3 separate regions of the Mus musculus genome follow, and all the other regions are linked to region 1. The links are chromatin contacts, found by Hi-C or POLR2A ChIA-PET in ENCODE. All regions are on one chromosome and are shown on one strand. Each heading gives the region's core, a stretch centred on a gene start or an enhancer-like site at or near the end of the contact. The rest is flanking DNA. Distances are from core to core; before and after follow the strand shown.

Region 1 (2,924 bases), core at 250-2,749:
GGGCTAGAAAGATGGCCCAGCAGTCATGGAGCATGTGTTGCTCTTGTAGAGGACCAGGGTTCAGTTCCCAGCACCCACAGGGAAATTTACAATTATCCATAACTTTATTTCCAAAGGATCCAATACCCTATTCTGACCTCTGCGGATACCAGGTACATAAATGATGTACATACATACATGCATACCAGCAAAACACTCATACACATAAGTAAACCTAAAAAAATAAAAGTGGACGTTGGAACATGGAACAAAACTGGCATTGTTGATTATCTAATATGTGTTTTATATGCAGTATTTTAATACATACAATAATATTTCAGAGGAAAAAGTCCTTAAGTGACGGTTGCTGGAAATTACTATTATATTAGAATAATTTAAGGAGTTACTTATACCAAAGTTTTAAGTGCTTTGCATAAAATAATCCAGCCCTAGTATCAACCATATGACGACTCTGGGGTCAATTTCCAACACGACATAAACCAAACGTGGACTGTGGCATGCCTGTGAACCGGCATTGTGGAGGTGGAGGCAGATCCTTAGTTACATGGTCCAGGCTGGAATACTTGAAACTGTGGACGAATGACCGTGCAATTAGTATGCAGGAGAATAGCGGTAAGCGATCCAGTCCCACAGCCAATGTTCTTAGCCTTTGGCTTTGAGACAGCTCTACACCACAGCTACTTCCTTCCTCGGTGTTGGGGTTATGTTATCACACCAGGCCCTATCCAACGTTAACGATCATATCACATCAGGTTGGAATCTAGATCTTTCCTAACACAAAATTCATATACGTTACACTACCTGCTTCTTGTGACCCGAGAAGAGTTATTTTATCACCCGTAACTGAATCCGAATTCTTTCACAGACAGCTTACCTCTCTGAGGTAGTGCTAAGAGGAGCTCTGGAGAACGCCACAGTTGTTAAACCTTTCATCCCCTACCTATCCCAGAATCAACCATCTAGGGGAGAGAAGGCCAGCTCTCTGCAACAGGACTAGTTCACAAGCCAAAACCCAACTTTCATTCTGATGCCTTTCGACACAAGCGGCAGCCCGCAAAGGCTAGTAGTATGGTGTTTAGGTGTTTGGGTATTTAGGGTGGCACCAACAACCCCTTCTTTTGTTGGCTTTCCCGGTTCCTGAGTCAGACTACTCCAATTCGGGGGAGGCTGTGCTAAGATTTCAGATGTTCCTGCGGTTTTCAAAGATTGAACTTCGGGCTGCCCTCATCCGAAGCCCCGTGCTCCCCCGCTGAAGTGTATGCTCTGCTGCCCTCACACCGCCCTCGTCCCTTGACTGAATGGCCCCCGAACACCCACACTCGGTCCCCAGCCGTTGTCTCCCAGGGGTCTGGAAGCCTCAACGTCGTCCCCGACACCAAAGACGAGGTGGCTCCTAGGCGGCAGTTCGGTTCCCATAGCAACCCCACGGCGCACGCGCGTCGCGCTTCCGGCCGGGTGGCTCGGGCGCTCCCGTGACGTCACGGCGCCGCTTTCCGGTGGCTGAGTCGAGCTGAGGTTGTTGTGGGCCGGGGGGCGCCATGGGGGCGACTGGCGACACCGAGCAGCCGCGGGGCCCCGGCGGGGCGGAGCGAGGTGGCCTGGAGCTGGGCGACGCGGGCGCGGCGGGCCAGCCGGTTCTCACGGTGAGGGCGCCCGGGCGAGGCCGGGGCTCGGGCCGGGCAGGGCCTCGGGCTCCCGGGCCCCGGGCCCGCGGGCGAAAGAACGCGGCGGCCGTGCGGCCCTGGGAATGTCGTTTTCTCAGTGCCGCTACAAGCTGGATTCAGATTGTAGCTAGGTGACGTGGGCCTGATGTGACACCCTCTGAGCGCCAGGTTTCTCTTCTGTGAAATGAACAGCAATAACCCGAGCTTGCTGGAGTTGTGGTGGGATGGGCTGATAAAGGCGGGTAGAACGCCCTGACTCGTCACCCGCCTCATAGTAGACCCTAGGTAAACACTGCTGCCCTTCCTCTTGCTCTTCCAGAAAAAGCGAGCTTTGGACATTGGTGACAGAAAACATTTTCCCAGTTCCTCCACCCTGACAGGGTCTTCCAGCCACTGAATTAATTCCCCTTCACCCCAAGGTGGGAGAAGTGAGAAGCAGGAACGTCTAGGTTTAGCGCCATACTCACTTTCTCCTCATCCTCACTATGAGAAGCCTCGGTGACATTTGCCCACTTGGTCCCCAACAGAACCCTTGGAACATAATGATAAAACATCGGCAGGTGCAGCGAAGGGGCCGCCGATCTCAGATGACCACAAGGTAAGGCTCGACCTGGGTGAGACCTGAGATCCAGTTGTGTGGACTGCAGTGAGTGCTTTGGGAACCCCACTGTAGGAGTCTGAGATCAACAGCCCGTAAAGAGCACAGGAGTGGGGAGGCTGTAACTTCCTGTCACCTTGTCAGGTCCACATCCTAACCAAGCAGGGAAGGAATGAACGTCTAGTCTGTCTCCGTGATTGAAGTCTGTAAGTCAGAGGATGTGAATTCAAGATTACAGACATCTGTTCTAATGCAGACTGAGATGTTTGTTAACACAAGCCTTTAGCTTTTCTTAGACTCTGTTTTCTCAGCTTTGACATGGGGCATCCAGCCTGGGGAAGGGATGGGCCTTGGGAATTCTTCTTGTATTTTTGACCTGGGATAGTGATAATCATTTATTAATTACAATACTTGGCAGAGGCAGGCAGACCTCTGTGAGTTTAAGGCCAGCCTGATCTATGTAGTGAGTTCCAAGACAACCAGACTACATAGTGAGACTCTGTCTCTAAAAAAGGAAAAGAAAAAATATGTGTGTATTATATTTCATAAAATACTTGGAAAATAATTCCTATTTCACAGAGTTATAATGAAATAAATTTTAGAATCCCATGTTGCTAACTAGCTGAGTAGTCTGGGAAGGTCTGTTTGGAACACTCCCCTGA
Region 2 (2,924 bases), core at 281-2,780, 59 kb after region 1:
TTACAGCAAGAGTACAGGAAGCATGTCCACACAGTTCAACCCTTACCAACCCTGGGAGGTCTCAAGTCCACAGCTTCCCCGCCCCAAACCAGGGAAAGGGAGAGGCCAGAAGTTTGTTGAGGCCTTGAACAGACATGAGGAACTCCAAAAAAAACAGATCTGGGACTGGGTTGTGTGGATGAAGGCTTGCTGCTGGCACTCCTTAACCATGACAAGGCAGCTCTTCCAGGAACTAGTTTCAGAGCTAAAAGGACTTCAAGACTTCCCATATAACTCCCTTAAAAAAAAAAAAAAAAAAAAAAAAAAAAAAACAGTCTGAGGTTGTGAAACTGAATGCAGATTAATCTAGCCGAAATCAGAGGCGCTGCCGGCTACCTGCAGATTAATCTAGGTGAAAGGGCTTGCCCAGTGCTGGAGCCTGAACCCTGAGTCCTAGCACTCAACCCTGAGATTGTCAGTTTTTTCTTTACAGAACAATTTGAAAAGCGCTCCTGGCCCAAGACAGTAATTACCTAGCTGGAAGAACGATAGCTTCTGATAAAGTCGTAAGGGCTGCATGGGTCAGAACTGTCACTGAACAGGCATGGTGGTACACACCTTTGAGCCCAGGATTTGGGAGGCAGAGATACACTGGCCTCTGTGAGCTCAAGGCCAGCCAGGTCTACACAGAGTTCCAGGTTAGCCAGGGAGGGCTATACAGAAAGCCTGTCTCAAAACAAAACAAGACAACCAGCTAGACCTGGTGGTGAACTCCTGCCAGCGCTTAAGAGACAAATGAAGGTGGATCCCTGTGGGTTCCAAGCCAACTTGCTGTGTATATATATATACTCTCTCTCTCATTCTCTCCCTCTCCATTCATATATATATAGTGAATTCCAGGTCATCCAGGACTATATTTAGTGACATCTTGTCTCTAAACAAAACAAAAAAATTGTTACAAACCCACTTCAGTGAAAGATAAGTAATGACTTACCAGACATTAAGGGATGGCTTGAACAAACGAACACACACGCACACTCAGTCTACCAGATTAAGCTGCCTTGTGGGGTAGCGGAGTCTCTGTCCCCTCTCTCCCTCTCTCCCTCTCTCCCTCTCTCCCTCTCTCTCTCTCTCTCTCTCTCACACACACACACACACACACACACACCTTCCCCCCCCACCCCCCAGATCGCCTCCTGAAGAGGAAGCAAGGATGGATGCCAGGGACATGCCTTCTAACTGCAGCAGAGCTTGCATCCAACTCTTAACCCCAGAACTGAGGTTCACAGGGAGATGGCAGTAATCGCGACTCTATACTGAAAGAGGGGTGCGAGCCTAGTTCAGAGGCGCTACCGGCTACCTGTAGAGATCTTCATCTAGCGGCTCGAGGTTGAGCACGCTCGTGACCAGCACACTACGGAGGTCCCCGGAAAGGTCGCCGCGGTCGGCGTCGCCATGAGCATCTCCCAGACCCTCTGGCGCTGACATTTTCACTGCTGGCTGCGGTTGAGAGAAACGCGGAAACTTATATAGGCTCCCAGCGCTTCCGGAAGGTCGCTCCAGGGGCCGGAAATCCCAAGGGCTCCGGGGAGCGAGACGCAGATTGTGATTGGTCGATGTGCTTGTCAATTTCAGAGTGGGCGCGGCTAGCTCTATCTTAAGATTGGAGGATATTTGTGTCAGTTTTGGACATCCGCGTGTGATTGGGTGAATCAGCGAGGGGGCGGAGCCTTGGAGATGAATAATAAGGGATGAGCGTCTTTCCTCTTCTGTCACTGAGCAAAGTCGCCCCTAGGTTGCTGTTACCGGTCTCCTCCTGTTCTGGGCTCCTCCCAAGCGCCCTGTAAGCCACTCACTCGGGACCGCAGCTGGGCCCGTGCCAGCCGTTACCCAGTGACCTCTGACCCCTGCCGTGGTTCTAGGTTCTAGGAGGGCCAGTCCCCGGCCATGGAGCTAGGCAGCTGCTTTAAGACCTACGAGGACTTCAAGGAGTGTTTCAGCGCCTACAAAAAGGAGACCAGGTGCTCCTTCATTGTCAGGGACTGCATCTCCGTCCGCTTCCATAACCTCAACAACGGCACCTCTTTCCGCGAGGATATCCTGTAAGGGCGGGGCAGGAGGGTGGGGAGGAGGGCTGCCTGGAGGAGGAGGGCGTGCATGGAGGAGCCACGTTCCCCGTGCCTGCGGAAAAACGAGGGAAACCTCACCGGCGTGGCCTTTGCTACCCGCCGCGCTTGCTCCCACTCCTTCATTCACGAGCTTTCCTGGGAATTCGCAGTAACTGCATCTTGTTGTTTTTCCGTTTTATTTGTTTGTTGAGAGAATCTATCTCAAGCGCAAGGCTGGTTGAGGAGTGAATTGAAACGCCTTAGTAATAATTTCCTCCATTAGCCTCCTCTTTACAAAGCAGTAATGGTGCTCATTGGTTGGTTGGTTGGTTCTTTTCGGTGATTGATTTTGTAAATGATTCTTGAGCTCCAGATACAGCCGTTTTCAAACACCTTCCTTATCCAAGGTGGTGCTCCCTGAGTGCCTTTCTTACTCTGCAGGGCTGTGTGTCAGAATTATTGGTGGTAGCTCCCTGACTCATTTGACTTTAGGGGCTAAAAGCTGATGAAAACGCCAGGGCTTTTAGGGTTCAGGTGAAACAGCCTACTATAAATTTAGCTTTTAGTTTTTCTTTGAAAGAAAGAATAAGGGTGCAGGTTTAGAAGCCCAATGCGAAAAGGTTGAGGCCGGCGGGTCATGAGTTTGAGACAAATCAGTTTGGTTTAAAAAAAAAAATACAGGGAAAGGGGGTTGGTGGTGGAAGCCTTTAATCCCAGCACTCAGGAGGCAGAGGCAGGCAGATCTCTGTGAGTTCGACGCCAGTCTGGTCTACAGAGCAGCTTCCAGGACAGTCAGGGCTACACAGAGAAAACCTGTCTTGAAAAACCAAAGTGGGG
Region 3 (2,924 bases), core at 196-2,695, 40 kb after region 1:
CATAGGTCCTAAGTTCAATTCCCAGCAACCATCTGTAATGGTCATCCAATGCCATTTTCTGCTGTGTCTGAAGACAGCGACAGTATAACCACATATATGAAATAAATAAATCGTTTAGAAAAATAATCATTACTGTAACTTCATCCTCTGAGACTGACATGTGACAGTGTATGAAATACTTACAAGACGCCATGAGTGCTAAAATCTGAGACCCTTCTGTTCAGTAAAGGCCAGGAAGGTCTTTCCGTTCATATCCTCCATCCCTCTCCCACGCCCTAAAAGGGGATAGGAGATACTTAATTTTGATACTGTCTGAGATAATTTTGAGGCAGGGTCTCTATTTAGTTCTGGACCTCAACAGTAAACCAGGCTGTTCTTGAACTCACAATGATCCTCCTACCTTTGCCTCCCGAGAGCCAGGGCTAGGATTAATGGCATGAGCCACAGGAGCACCACACCTGGCCTTTGAGATAACTTGTTTTATTGTCTAACTAGCCAAATCTGCCTGCTAGGTCTGACATGTAAGCCTTGGGACAGGGATCAGCAATCATTTTCCTGACTACTGCTACCCTGCAGTAAAAGATAAACTGCAGTTCTCCAAGAGAGTTATAGAGATTACCCAAGCAACCCCGCACGCGTGGGAAAATAAATCAGTTCAAGAGCTCCCACGCTAGAGATCTCTGACAAACTGGGCAACCTTGAACAAGTAACAGCCTCTCTGGATGTTTTCCTCTTTGACTACTTCCCCCAGGTTAAGTTCAAACGAAACTGGGAAGGGCTAGGTTTCTCACACAGGCACCGGACTGGGGTTTTTACAAGAGCTGAAAATTTAGTATGAGTGAAAATTTAGTATGAGTATTAGTATTCTTGTTTCATATGAGAAAACCTAGGCTGGACGAAACCGGATTTCAAGCTTCACTCAAGGGAGAGCCGAGCTCCCAAATGCCGCGAAATTACACTGTAAAGTTACATGGCACTGTATGGAGATTAGGGGTAAAGCTTGGGGCGGCCTCAGGAGACCAGGAGGGGTGGGCGAGTCCAAGAGGGGGCGCGGCCACCACGATCCGGCTGGGTTTCGGGGGAAGCCTTGGCCCGCCCGGCTGCCCTCCGCGTCCCTCCCGCAGGCAGCGGCTTGGGATTCTAACAGCTCCGGGAGAGGGAGCTGGCGGGGCGGAGGCGGAGCGGCGGCAGGAAGCAGCGAGGCGGCGCCGTGAGCTGCCTGGGCGGAGAGCCTCTTAAATCCGCCAGGCTGCTGCACCAAATCCCGGGAGCCCGCCCCGAACGCACTTGGGACGCGGTGGGTGGAGGCGCGTCCCGGCCTGCGGGAGGAACAGGGCAGAGGCCGGCCTCCCGCACGTCCCCAGCGGCCGCGGCCCGTGGGCGTGGCCTCTTGTGCCACGCCCCTGACACGCCCCCGGGTCCCTCTCCGGGCGGGGGTCCCCTCCCTCTTCAGCCCTGGACCCAGCGTGGCGCGCTCCCCCCTGGGTGCCATGGCCTCGCGGCTCCTACACCGGCTGCGACACGCCCTGGCCAGCGATGGCCCCGGGGAGGCGGCGGCGGGCCCAGAGGCCGAGCAGTTCCCTGAGAGCTCAGAGCTGGAGGACGATGACGCCGAGGGCCTGTCCTCCCGCCTCAGTGGCACCCTCAGCTTCACTAGTGCGGAGGATGACCCTGACGACGAAGACGAGGACGACGAGGCGGGCCTCGACTCGCCGCCCTCAGGAGACGGGGCATCGGGAGAAGACGCAGGCGAGTGCGGGAGGACAGACAGGAACCCCGGGGCTCGGTTAGGCCTCCCCGCTGGACGCGGTCCGAGGGCATCCTGAGTTTTCTCTCTGAAACTATTGACACTATAAGCTCTTCCAGACACGGTTTGGCTGTGTGACCTTGACTCACAACACTATGGGAATCACACCATCTCGGGTTTTTTGTAGATATTAAATGCACAGGACCAGGGAAACAAACGTGTGTGCTAGCTGCTTCGGGTGGAGGTTTAGCATCCACTGTAAGCCAGGCGCTGGGGTGAAGCACATCTCGCTTCTGTGAATGAGGTCATGGCATTTTGTTTACGTTAACTCTGGAGCTAGCCACCCCCATAATGACGGGTCATGTGCTTGTGCAGAACGAAGTCCCCCACCTGATGGACAACGGAGCAGTCAACTCCTGGCCCGCCAGCTGCAGGATTTCTGGAAAAAGTCTCGGAACACCCTAGTTCCACAGAGGCTGCTCTTTGAGGTGACCAGCGCCAATGTTGTCAAAGACCCTCCCTCCAAGTACGTGGTGAGTGAGGTTCCAGGAACCCTTGAGCAGCGAGTCTAGATGTCTAGCTGAGAGAAAGGAAATAGCACAGATTTTGGGGCGGGGGTCGTGGCCATGCAGTTATAAAAGGATGTCCTTATTTTACACCTGGGGGAACTGAGACCAGATGAGAAGATGGGTGTCAACTGAACACGTCCTCAGGCAAATGACTTAGTTTCTCTAAAACTGAGAATGTGGCCTTAGGAGTTGCCTCCTGTCCTAGTCTTGAGGTTACGAGAACTGATGTGTGTTTCTTTCTGTACCCTGTGGGTTTCTGTCAACCGCAGCAGGACACAGTATTGAGACCCAGTGGCATGGGTCAGGATTAAGGAAATGGGCTTTGGATCCAGACCAGTCTTGATTCACATCCCCTGTGTTTACCAGTGGCTTCCCCTTGGGTGGGTTCTGTGGCCTCAGTGGCCCCCAGTTTCCTCTTTTGAGCAATAGGCAATACATGGGATTATAATAGGAGGTAAATGAGGCCAGGCGCAGGGAAACCTTAGCATTGTCTGGCACTGTGATAGATTAAAACTGTAGCTGTATAGTGTCAAATTCCCCAATCTGAAATGCTTGAAAATCTGAAGCATTTGAGTGTCCACGTGAGGCCGCAAGTGGAAAATTCCACA

Evidence for each region. A loop is a pair of places that touch in the nucleus more often than their neighbours do. ChIA-PET counts read pairs that join two places held with the same protein, here RNA polymerase II (POLR2A).
Region 2: POLR2A ChIA-PET joins it to region 1 with 14 read pairs in Patski. The contact joins the promoter of Acot8 here to the promoter of Dnttip1 in region 1. A Hi-C loop is called at or near these places in 1 of 37 maps with a recorded cell type or tissue (gastrocnemius). POLR2A ChIA-PET finds 5 or more read pairs at or near these places in 2 of 5 experiments (Patski and embryonic stem cell).
Region 3: a map of heart shows a loop between it and region 1 (2.2-fold over the local background). The contact joins the promoter of Snx21 here to the promoter of Dnttip1 in region 1. A Hi-C loop is called at or near these places in 4 of 37 maps with a recorded cell type or tissue (adrenal gland, gastrocnemius and heart). POLR2A ChIA-PET finds 5 or more read pairs at or near these places in 3 of 5 experiments (Patski and embryonic stem cell).

The regions. Positions count from the first base shown.
Region 1 is chr2:164,744,516-164,747,439 of GRCm38, forward strand. Dnttip1 (deoxynucleotidyltransferase, terminal, interacting protein 1) reads left to right here and starts at 1,500. Exons shown (of 13, transcript NM_133763.1): 1 at 1,500-1,643; 2 at 2,192-2,262. The coding sequence starts at 1,539. It also overlaps a transcript of Wfdc3 not described here.
Region 2 is chr2:164,803,351-164,806,274 of GRCm38, forward strand. Acot8 (acyl-CoA thioesterase 8) reads right to left here and starts at 1,531. Exons shown (of 6, transcript NM_133240.2): 1 at 1,340-1,531. The coding sequence starts at 1,467. Zswim3 (zinc finger SWIM-type containing 3) reads left to right here and starts at 1,764. Exons shown (of 2, transcript NM_178375.2): 1 at 1,764-2,081. The coding sequence starts at 1,927.
Region 3 is chr2:164,784,576-164,787,499 of GRCm38, forward strand. Snx21 (sorting nexin family member 21) reads left to right here and starts at 1,446. Exons shown (of 3, transcript NM_133924.3): 1 at 1,446-1,749; 2 at 2,123-2,280. The coding sequence starts at 1,491.